Linked DNA regions of Homo sapiens: region 1 is linked to region 2. A link is a loop called in an ENCODE intact Hi-C map of the cell type or tissue named here. Cell type or tissue: PC-9. All regions are shown on one strand. Each heading gives the region's core, and the rest is flanking DNA. Links, peaks and the distances in the headings are about the cores only. Region 1 overlaps LOC105377989 (a long non-coding RNA gene). Region 2 overlaps LOC105377989 (a long non-coding RNA gene).

Region 1 (4,406 bases), core at 74-4,073, 97 kb before region 2:
TCCAGCCAGGTGTGGTGGCTCACACCTGTAATCCTGGCACCTTGAGAGGCCCAGGTTGGTGGATCACTTGAGGCGAGGAGTTCAGGACCAACCTGGGCAACATGGTGAAGCCCCGTCTCTACTGAAACTACAAAAATTAGCCGGGCATGGTGGCATGTACCTGTAATTCCAGCTGCTCGAGAGGCTGAGGCATGAGAATTGCTTAACCTGGGAGGCGGAGGTTGTGGTGAGTCGATTGTACCACTGCACTCCAGCCTGGATGACAGAGCAAGACTCTGTCTCAAAAACAAAAACAAAACAAAACAACAAAAACAAACAAACAAAAAAAACCTACCTAAATTCCACAATGCCAATTTCAATTTTTAAACCACATTATATTTGTTGATTTGGAGGAGGAGGCTGTTAAAATATATCATTGAATTAATTTTATCTTTTATTCATTTCTCTGCCAATGATAACTGCTGTGTGCGATTTTCCATGCTGGAAGATGATTTGTTTCACATTTTCAATATATAGTTAGTTTACTGCTCAAGACCACATCAGAAAAACAAAGTCAGTCATAAAGCAGCTTGCACTCTGTGATCATTCCTTTTAAAAATCTCATATTCAGCATCAAAACATTTATCCATTTCAGAGAAACCAAACCTCGGCACATGATTCTGCACCGTGTGATGATATTAAACATATTATACGTTAAATGATTTCAATTATTTTGCCTATTTCACAAACTTCATTTTGAATCTTATTAGCATTATATCTTTGGTTTTATTCAATAACAGTGCTTTAAAACTTAAGGAAGATGACACTCAAAATAGTACCATTCTCCATTATCTCTACTGGTTACTTCTATAGCCTCCCACCCACCATTGCCACTTTGCCAGGGTGGCAAACACTCAGAAGGTCTTAATGGAGCCTAAAGAAGAGCTTGTAAGCATGTCTTTAAATTCCCTGAGGAAATTGTAACTGAAAAGGAGATTCTAATACAAGTGTATTATATCTTAGTTTTGAAGACTCTAAAATAATACTACAGTTTGAGAGCAAGCCTCAGGTTTTAATTAATTTGTGATAAAATGATTCACCACATGAACAAGCCTAAAAGAGAAAAAAGAATCAAGTCAAAAGATGCAGAAAAAGCATTTGACAAAGTCAACATTCATTCCTCATAAAACACTCAGAAACTTGGGATTGAAGTAAACTACTTTAACCTAATAAAGATAATTTTCAAAAAGCCTACAGCTAACATTATACTTAATGGTGAAATACTGAATCCTTTTTGCCTAAGATAAGAAACAAACAAACAAAAAAAGCGTCTGTTCTTACCACTTCTATTCAACTATAGTAGAGGTTATATCTGGTACCTTCAGGCAAAGCAAAACAAAACAAAACAAAACAAGGCCTTCAGATTGGAAGGGCAGAAATATGCCTGTCATTATTTTCAGTTGACATAATTGTCTATGCAGTAAATCTGACAGAATCTACAAAAATGCTTGTAGAACTAAGTGAGTTTATCAAGGCTACAGAATATAAGATCAATATACAGAATCAGTTGTATTTTTATATTCTAGCAATGAGTAATTAGAAAATGAAATTTTAAAATATCATTTAAAATTAAAACTAAATATGGAATACTTTGGATAAATCTGACAAATGATGTCAAGGACTAGTAAGTTTCTTGAAACTACAAAATATTATTGAGAGGAAGTAAAGAAGGCTGACATAAATGAAGAGCTATTTCCTGTTGATGAGTCAGAAGATTCAATATTGTTAAGGTGGCAATTCTTTTCCAAACGTATCTTTTGATTATCCACAATTTCATTCAAAAATTTAGTAGATTTTTTTTGTAGAAATTGACAAACCAATTTAAAAGTTCACATGGGAATGTAAAGCAGCGTTACATTAGTTCTCTATTGCTACTTTACAAGCTACTACAAACACAGTTGCTTAAAACAACATCCATTTCTTAGCTCACAGTTCTGTAGGTCAGAAGTCTGGCATGGCCTGGCCAGATTCCCTAATTAGGGTGTTAAAAGGTATTTATACAGGGTATCAAAATCAAGGTGTTACTGGTCTGAGTTATTGTCTGAGGTTCTGAGGAAATACTGCCCTTCATGTTCATTATTGCTTGCAGAATATAATTCCAAGTAGTTATAGGACTACAGTTTCTGTTTCTTGCTGACTGTAAGCCAGTGGCCACACTCAGCTACTAGAGGCTACCCACATTCTTTGACACTTAGCCCTCTCCTCCAAGCCAACAATGATATGTCCAATCCTTCTTGTGCTTCAAATCTAAGCATGATCCTCTTTATGAATATTGCCTAGTGTGATACATTGAGATTCTCTAAAATCCTTGAGGAATATTTGTCTTTATGCTAAACAGTCATCCACTGCTACAAGCTAGGGCTCATGTACCAAACTGTATAGTTTTATTGTTTCTTTCTTTAGTATTTATCTGCTTTCATGTATTTTGCTAGGAAGCAGGAACTGTGCAACCAAACTTGATAAAGTTTTTATAAAATAGTGACTTAAACATATTTCTCCAAAAAAAGCACTGTGGTCCCCCCAAATAGTTGAGTACATCTATTCTGAATACTGAAAGGTTTCTTTTCCCTCTTTCTGCATTTTCTGTTTTTTTAAATCATTTAAACTTTTACTTTAGATTCAGAAGGTACAATTTGTCAGTTTGTTTCATGGGTATATTGCATGATGCTGAAGTTTGGGGTACAACTGATCCCATCACCCAGATAGTTAGCATAATACCCAATAATTAGTTTTCCAACCCTTACCCCTCTCCTTCTCTCCTCTCATTAGTAGTCCCCAGTGTCTATAGCTGCCATCTTTATGTCCATGAGTACCCAATGTTTGCCTTCCACTTGTAAGTGAGAACATGTGGCATTTGCTTTTCTGTTCTTGTGTTAATTCACTTAGGATAATGCTCTCCAGCTGCAACCATGTTGCTGCAAAGGATATGATTTAATTCCTTTTCATGGCTGCATAGTGTTCTCTGATATATATGTACCACATTGTCTTTAATCCACCATTGATGAGCACCTAGGTTGATTCCATATCTTTGCTATTGTGAATAGCTCAGTAATGAACATACAAGTGTGTGTCTTTTTGGTAGAATAATTTATTTTCTTTTGGATATATATTCAGTAGTAGGATTGCTGGGTTGAATGGTAGTTTTGTTTTAAGTTCCTTGAGAAATTTCCAAACTTCTTTCCACAGAGGCTGAACTAATTTACATTCCCACCAGCAGTTTATATGCATTCCTGTTTCTTTGCAGCCTTGCAAGCATCTTTTGTTTTTTGACATTTCAATAAAAGCCATTCTGACTACTGTGAGATGGTATCTCACTGTGGTTTTGATTTTCATTTCTCTGATGGTTGGTGATGTGGAGCATTCTTTTCATGTTTGCTGGCCACTTGTAGCTTGTATGTCTTATTTTGAGAAGTGTTAATTTATGTCTTTTGCCAATTTTTTAATGGGGTTATTTGGTTTTTGCTTGTTCAGTTGTGTAAGTTCCTGGATAGTAGACCTTTGTCATATGCATAGTTTGTGAATATTTTCTCCCATTCTGTACATTGTCTGTTTACTCTGTTGATAGTTCCTTTTGGTATGCAGAAGCTCTTTAGTTTAATTAGATCCCATTTGGCAATTTTTGTTTTTTGTTGCAATTGCTTTTGAGAACTTAGTCATAAATTCTTTCCCAAGACTGATGTCCAGAATGGTTTTTCTTAGGTTATCTTCTAGGATTCTTGTAGCTTGAAGTCTTACATTTAAATCTTTAATCCTTCTTGAGTTAATTTTTGTATATGGTGAAAGGTAGAGATCCAGATTCATTCTTCTGTATATGGCTAGCCAGCGATCACAGCATTATTTTTTGAAAAGTGAGTCCTTTCTCCATTGCTTATATTTGTCATCCTTTTCAAAGATCAGATAGCCATAGGTGTGTAGCTTTGCTTCTGGGTTCTCTATTCTGTTCCATTAGTCTATGTGTCTATTTTTGTACCAGTACCATGCTGTTTGGCTACTGTAGGCTTAAAGTGTAGTTTGAAGACAGGTAATATGATGTCTCTAGCTTTGTTCTTTTTGCTTAGGATTGCTTTGGCTATTTGGAATCCTCTGTGGTCCCGTATGAATTTTAGAATCTTTTTTTCTAATTCTGTGAAAAATGACATTTGTAGTTTCATAGGAATTATGTTGATTCTGTAGATTACTTTGAGTATCATGGTCATTTTAATGATACTGATTCTGCCAATCCAAGAGGAGCATGGAATGTTTTTCCAACTGTTTGTGTAATCTATGATTTCTTTCAGTAGTGTTTTGTAGTTCTCCTTGTAGAGATCTTTTACCTTTTTGGTTAGATGTATTCCTAAGTGTGTGTGTGTGTGTGTGTGTGTGTGTGT
Region 2 (4,406 bases), core at 248-4,247:
ATTTTAATATTTTAAAGGCCTTTTGCAAATATTTAACTAACACATTCATATTTTATAGCCTTTGAGCACTAAAATTTGGTGAGATTTTTTTTTTTACTCTCCAAATGTTGACTAATGCTGGCATACGCAATCTAAAGGGATTAATAGTTTTCATATACATCTCCCTTGTCTTTCATTTTAAAACCTCATCAAAAAGTTTCAGCCTCTTTTTGTTACTTTTCAAGAACAGCTCAGTTGATACTTTGACCCATGTTGCTCAATTATTCTTCTTCAGAGGGTGTCTACTTAAATGGATTGGTTTTACATAAAAAGGATTTGACTACATTCGATATTAAAATAAACATCAATTAACATACTTGTTGGGTTTTTATGCTGCCAAATCATTGGTTAGACTGACTGCTTCCCTTTCCAAGCTTGTTTTGGCATTGTCAAAACTATGTCTGAGCTACCCAGACTCTTTCCTAACTTCAGAACCCAAGTGCTTGGTTCTAATACCAGGAGGCGATGAATCATTATGGTTCCGTCAGACTTCATAGGGCCACATAAATGATGTAGAAGTTAGAAGCCTGTTTCATTGTCTAATCCCCAGCCTGTCCCATTTTATTGACATTTCCTATTTGATTAACAGCAAATTCTCACCATCTTTAACATTGCTAATGGAAATATTCCATACAAAGGCTGAATTTGTACTATGTGGTAACTTTCTGTTGTTTCCAACATGAGCAGTCTTCTATGACTAAAAAATGTTCTGAAGGGCTGAAATTTCTACCAATGCACATATAAATAATTATGGTGGTTGCAAGTATGTTCCTGGGCAATGAGAAATTCAATTTGTCCTTGTCAAAACAAAACAAAAGAACCAAACACAAATTGGTTGGAATGTTTGAGTTAGTGGAAAGCATTCATCAGAGATGTATTGGAGAGGGAGATAATCAGAAAATGGCTTAACTACATCAGTTTTGCATTGATCTGACTGTAATAAATGCCTTTTTGTGTAGCTATAAGAATGGTGGTAGTTGTCTTAAGGTCAAAATATCCACAGGGAGTTTGTTGAGAGTGGTAAGAAGAAACATCACAGAGAAGTGAAACAAAGGAAAATGATTGATGATGTATGAGGACTTCATTCTGTAAGAATAATCTAAAATTTTTAGTATTGTTTTCTGGATGTTTTAAAGTCTTTCTTTTATAAATCAGAGCTGTGTTTAGTACAATATGGATCCAAGTGTTGGACCCCACAATATTTGGTTCATTGTGTGAAATGCAACAAGTCTTAGTTGCTGTGTCAAAAACCACATAAGTACTTATTCTCAAGACATATTCTCAAAATACTGAGAAATCAACCCACATAAGAAGTGGTGAATGTAAAGATCTATCGACTTCAGAAAAGTCACTGTATTTCAAAAAATAAATTTCATCTTAGACAATCAATCACAAAGAATAACTGGAGATATAGTATGAATATAGTCAACAGCAATGGAGAACTATAGGAAATAGCTCATGTTTATTATACCAGGAAAACAAATTAAAATAATATGAGTGTGAAAAAATCAGAGGCTATACATTTTTTAACCTTAAGAAGGAATATCTTATGTTAATGACATATTAATAACTACAAAGTGGCTAAGCACCGTGGCTCATGCCTGTAATCCCAGCACTTTGGGAGGCCAAGGCAGGTGAATAACTTGAGCCCAGGAGTACAAGATATGCCTGGGCAACATGGTGAAACTGCATCTGTACAAAAAATACAAAAATTAGCAGGGTGTGGTGGTGTAAGCCTGTAGTCCCAGTTACTAGGGAGGCTGAGGCAGGAAAATAGCATGAGCCCAGGTTGAGGCTGCAGTGACCTGTGATTGTGCCATGGCAATCCAGCCTGGGCAACAGAGCCAGATCTTGTCTCAAAATAGTAAAAATAATAATAACCACAAAATATTGAGCATAGCATATATGTCACACATGGTGTTTTCTAAGCTATATTATGTTGTTATTTGATATAACCAAGCTAGGAAGAAATTAGTGGAAAAAATATAAGAAAAGAACAGATTGCATTCTTATAAATGATGGCCTATGTATTAGGGGATTCTATAAGAGGTAAATGTCATTGTTAGGCTGATCTGGAAAGTAATGAGAATATTTCTATAAGATACATGTGTGTACTGGTCTTATTCCTTTTTTTTCACTCATTTCTGAAATTAAGAAATAATCTTATACATAAATTCAATTCGTTGCAGGTAAAAGTATACCATTCAGAATAGAGAAGGAGAAGAAAAGATAGAAGGAAGTCACATTGTTCACCACACAAGGTTGTTGTGGAAATGTGAGGGAAGGGTCATTTATTATTGTTTTTATTTTGACTGGGCTCAGATTTTGTGCTCACTGAAAAGATACAATTGTGAGAACTTGCTCTAAAGTCCCAGCTGTTGATGGACAGGCATCCTCTCCCAAGGTAATAGGGAAGTTGTTTAAGCAACTCATATTTTTGGAAGAGGCAGTGTTTGTTGTAATTTGATCCTAACTGCAACCTATATCTCACCTGCATTCATCAATGCCAAGCCACAAAAATGCCTGGAAGGTCCAGAATGCTTGGAGCTTGTGCTCTGCATTAGTGGTATTGCGGCTGCTTCACTATGAAAGTATTGTGCCACAGAAAATATATTCTGATTCCTTATAGCAATTAAGTCCACAAACATGAAACTGAAGGTCAGTTCTCTTATCCTTGACTAACTTATGTTTTTTTGAGAGTAGAAAACTATACTACAGTAAATTCATGGGTTCATGTGGTTGTGCTGAGGGTGGGGAGGTAAGTTCAATATAAAGTCTTAATTTTTTCCCCTTTTCTGTAACACAAATGCTTTCTATCATATTTGATTTATTTAAAATAACTTTAGGCATTTCTCTTTTGTTTTATCAACTACTTACAATATTTTCATACAAAAATAATAGTAGCAATTCTTGTACATGTTAGTTAAAATAATAAGAAACTCAGAATATGATTCAGAAATGCCCAAATATTTTTTACCAGAAAAAGGAGGAAAATACTTCTTGGATTTACAAATGTAGGTATTCATTCATATACTCATTCAGTGCATTTTATGGTTGCAAATTGGTGGCAAACAATTTATTGGAAATCAAAGGGTTGAAAATAAATAAGCCATAATGCAAGCCATTAAAAAGGTCCATGGAGAGAAACAGACATTGATGCAAATGAAATTTCTGTAAAGGGAGGTGAATGCTCTAAAATAGTATGTGTTTTAAAGACAAAACTGCCCTTTTAAAGTCAATTATTTTTATATTAAACCATAGTTTTGTAGCTGTAGATTTGTCTTTTTGTTACAGTATCTAGATCTATTGGTATTCTTCCATATCATTTCCATTATCAGTATGTGTATAATGCCAACTATTGGAGGCTATCTAGTGTTATATAAAGCAGGCAACTTTGTGTAAGGAATTAATCTTGTCCTAGAGTTGACTTTATTATTTTGGCAACAGGCAAAATGATTGATTTTCGACACCTCTTCTCTGCTCTTTGTTGTGAACCAATTCTATCTTCATGGTAGGGGAAGTGAGTTAAATAAAACAACTGGTAACAAAAGGAGGCTTAGTTGTGTGTATACATTTTTTTAAATTTAGTTTTTATTTATTTATTTTTTGAGACAGGGGCTCAGTCTGTCGCCCAGGCTGGAGTGCAGTGGTGAGATCATGGCTCACTGCAGTCTCCACCTCCTAGGCTCAAATGATCCTCCCACCTCAGCCTCCCAAGTAGCTAGTACTACAGGCATGTGCCACCAAGCCTGGCTAATTTTTGTGTATTTTGTAGAGATGGCATTTTGCCATGTTGCCCAGGCTGGTCTCAAAGTTGTGGGGTCAAGGGATCCTCCTGTCTTGGACTCCCAAAGTGCTGGGATTACAGGTGTGAGCCACTGGAACTGGCTCATTTTTTTTTTCTAATATCAGCGAGAAATATTTCTTGTGGGGCCTCTTTCTTCTTTGTAATTCAATCGAAGAATTTCTTGACTCTCAAAACACTTTAGATCTTTGTCCTCATTTAGGAACTACTTTAATGCCGTATTTTACACATGGATATAGACCAACATAGATGTATATGTATTTATTCAAATGACTTTTTATTAAAAAATTAAAATGATTCGTTCTTTATTATGAAGCTTAGCCACATATTCAACACCTTTTTTTGCATCCCCAGAATTAATATATTGATAAATTTGTCATTTGGAGGTTCCAATGTTGGTTGTATTTATAAACCTAAAAATATATGAGAAATATATTTGAGGTGCAAGATATTTAAACTTTACCTTCACGCTTACTCACACATCCTGCACCTATCAGTAGGACAGAAATTCTGTGGGGGAAACAATCAAGAAAGTTATATTTCTCAGTCCATTTTCATGGAG

The links. A loop is a pair of places that touch in the nucleus more often than their neighbours do. Peaks named below come from ENCODE experiments on the same cell type or tissue, not always from the same donor. Only the 100,000 strongest peaks of a DNase experiment are listed, where the experiment ranks them.
Region 1: it touches region 2 in a loop (5-fold over the local background); 1 of 110 quality-filtered maps calls a loop at or near these places.

The regions. Positions count from the first base shown.
Region 1 is chr6:127,051,027-127,055,432 of GRCh38, reverse strand. The region is part of intron 5 of LOC105377989 (a long non-coding RNA gene); the gene reads left to right. Among named protein-coding and RNA genes, the nearest start is that of RSPO3, 65 kb to the left of the region's middle. In PC-9, for the core only: no CTCF peak of the experiment used is centred there; no DNase peak of the experiment used is centred there.
Region 2 is chr6:126,953,961-126,958,366 of GRCh38, reverse strand. All of the region lies in intron 7 of LOC105377989 (a long non-coding RNA gene), which reads left to right. Among named protein-coding and RNA genes, the nearest start is that of RSPO3, 160 kb to the left of the region's middle. In PC-9, for the core only: no CTCF peak of the experiment used is centred there; a DNase peak (open chromatin) is centred at 2,546.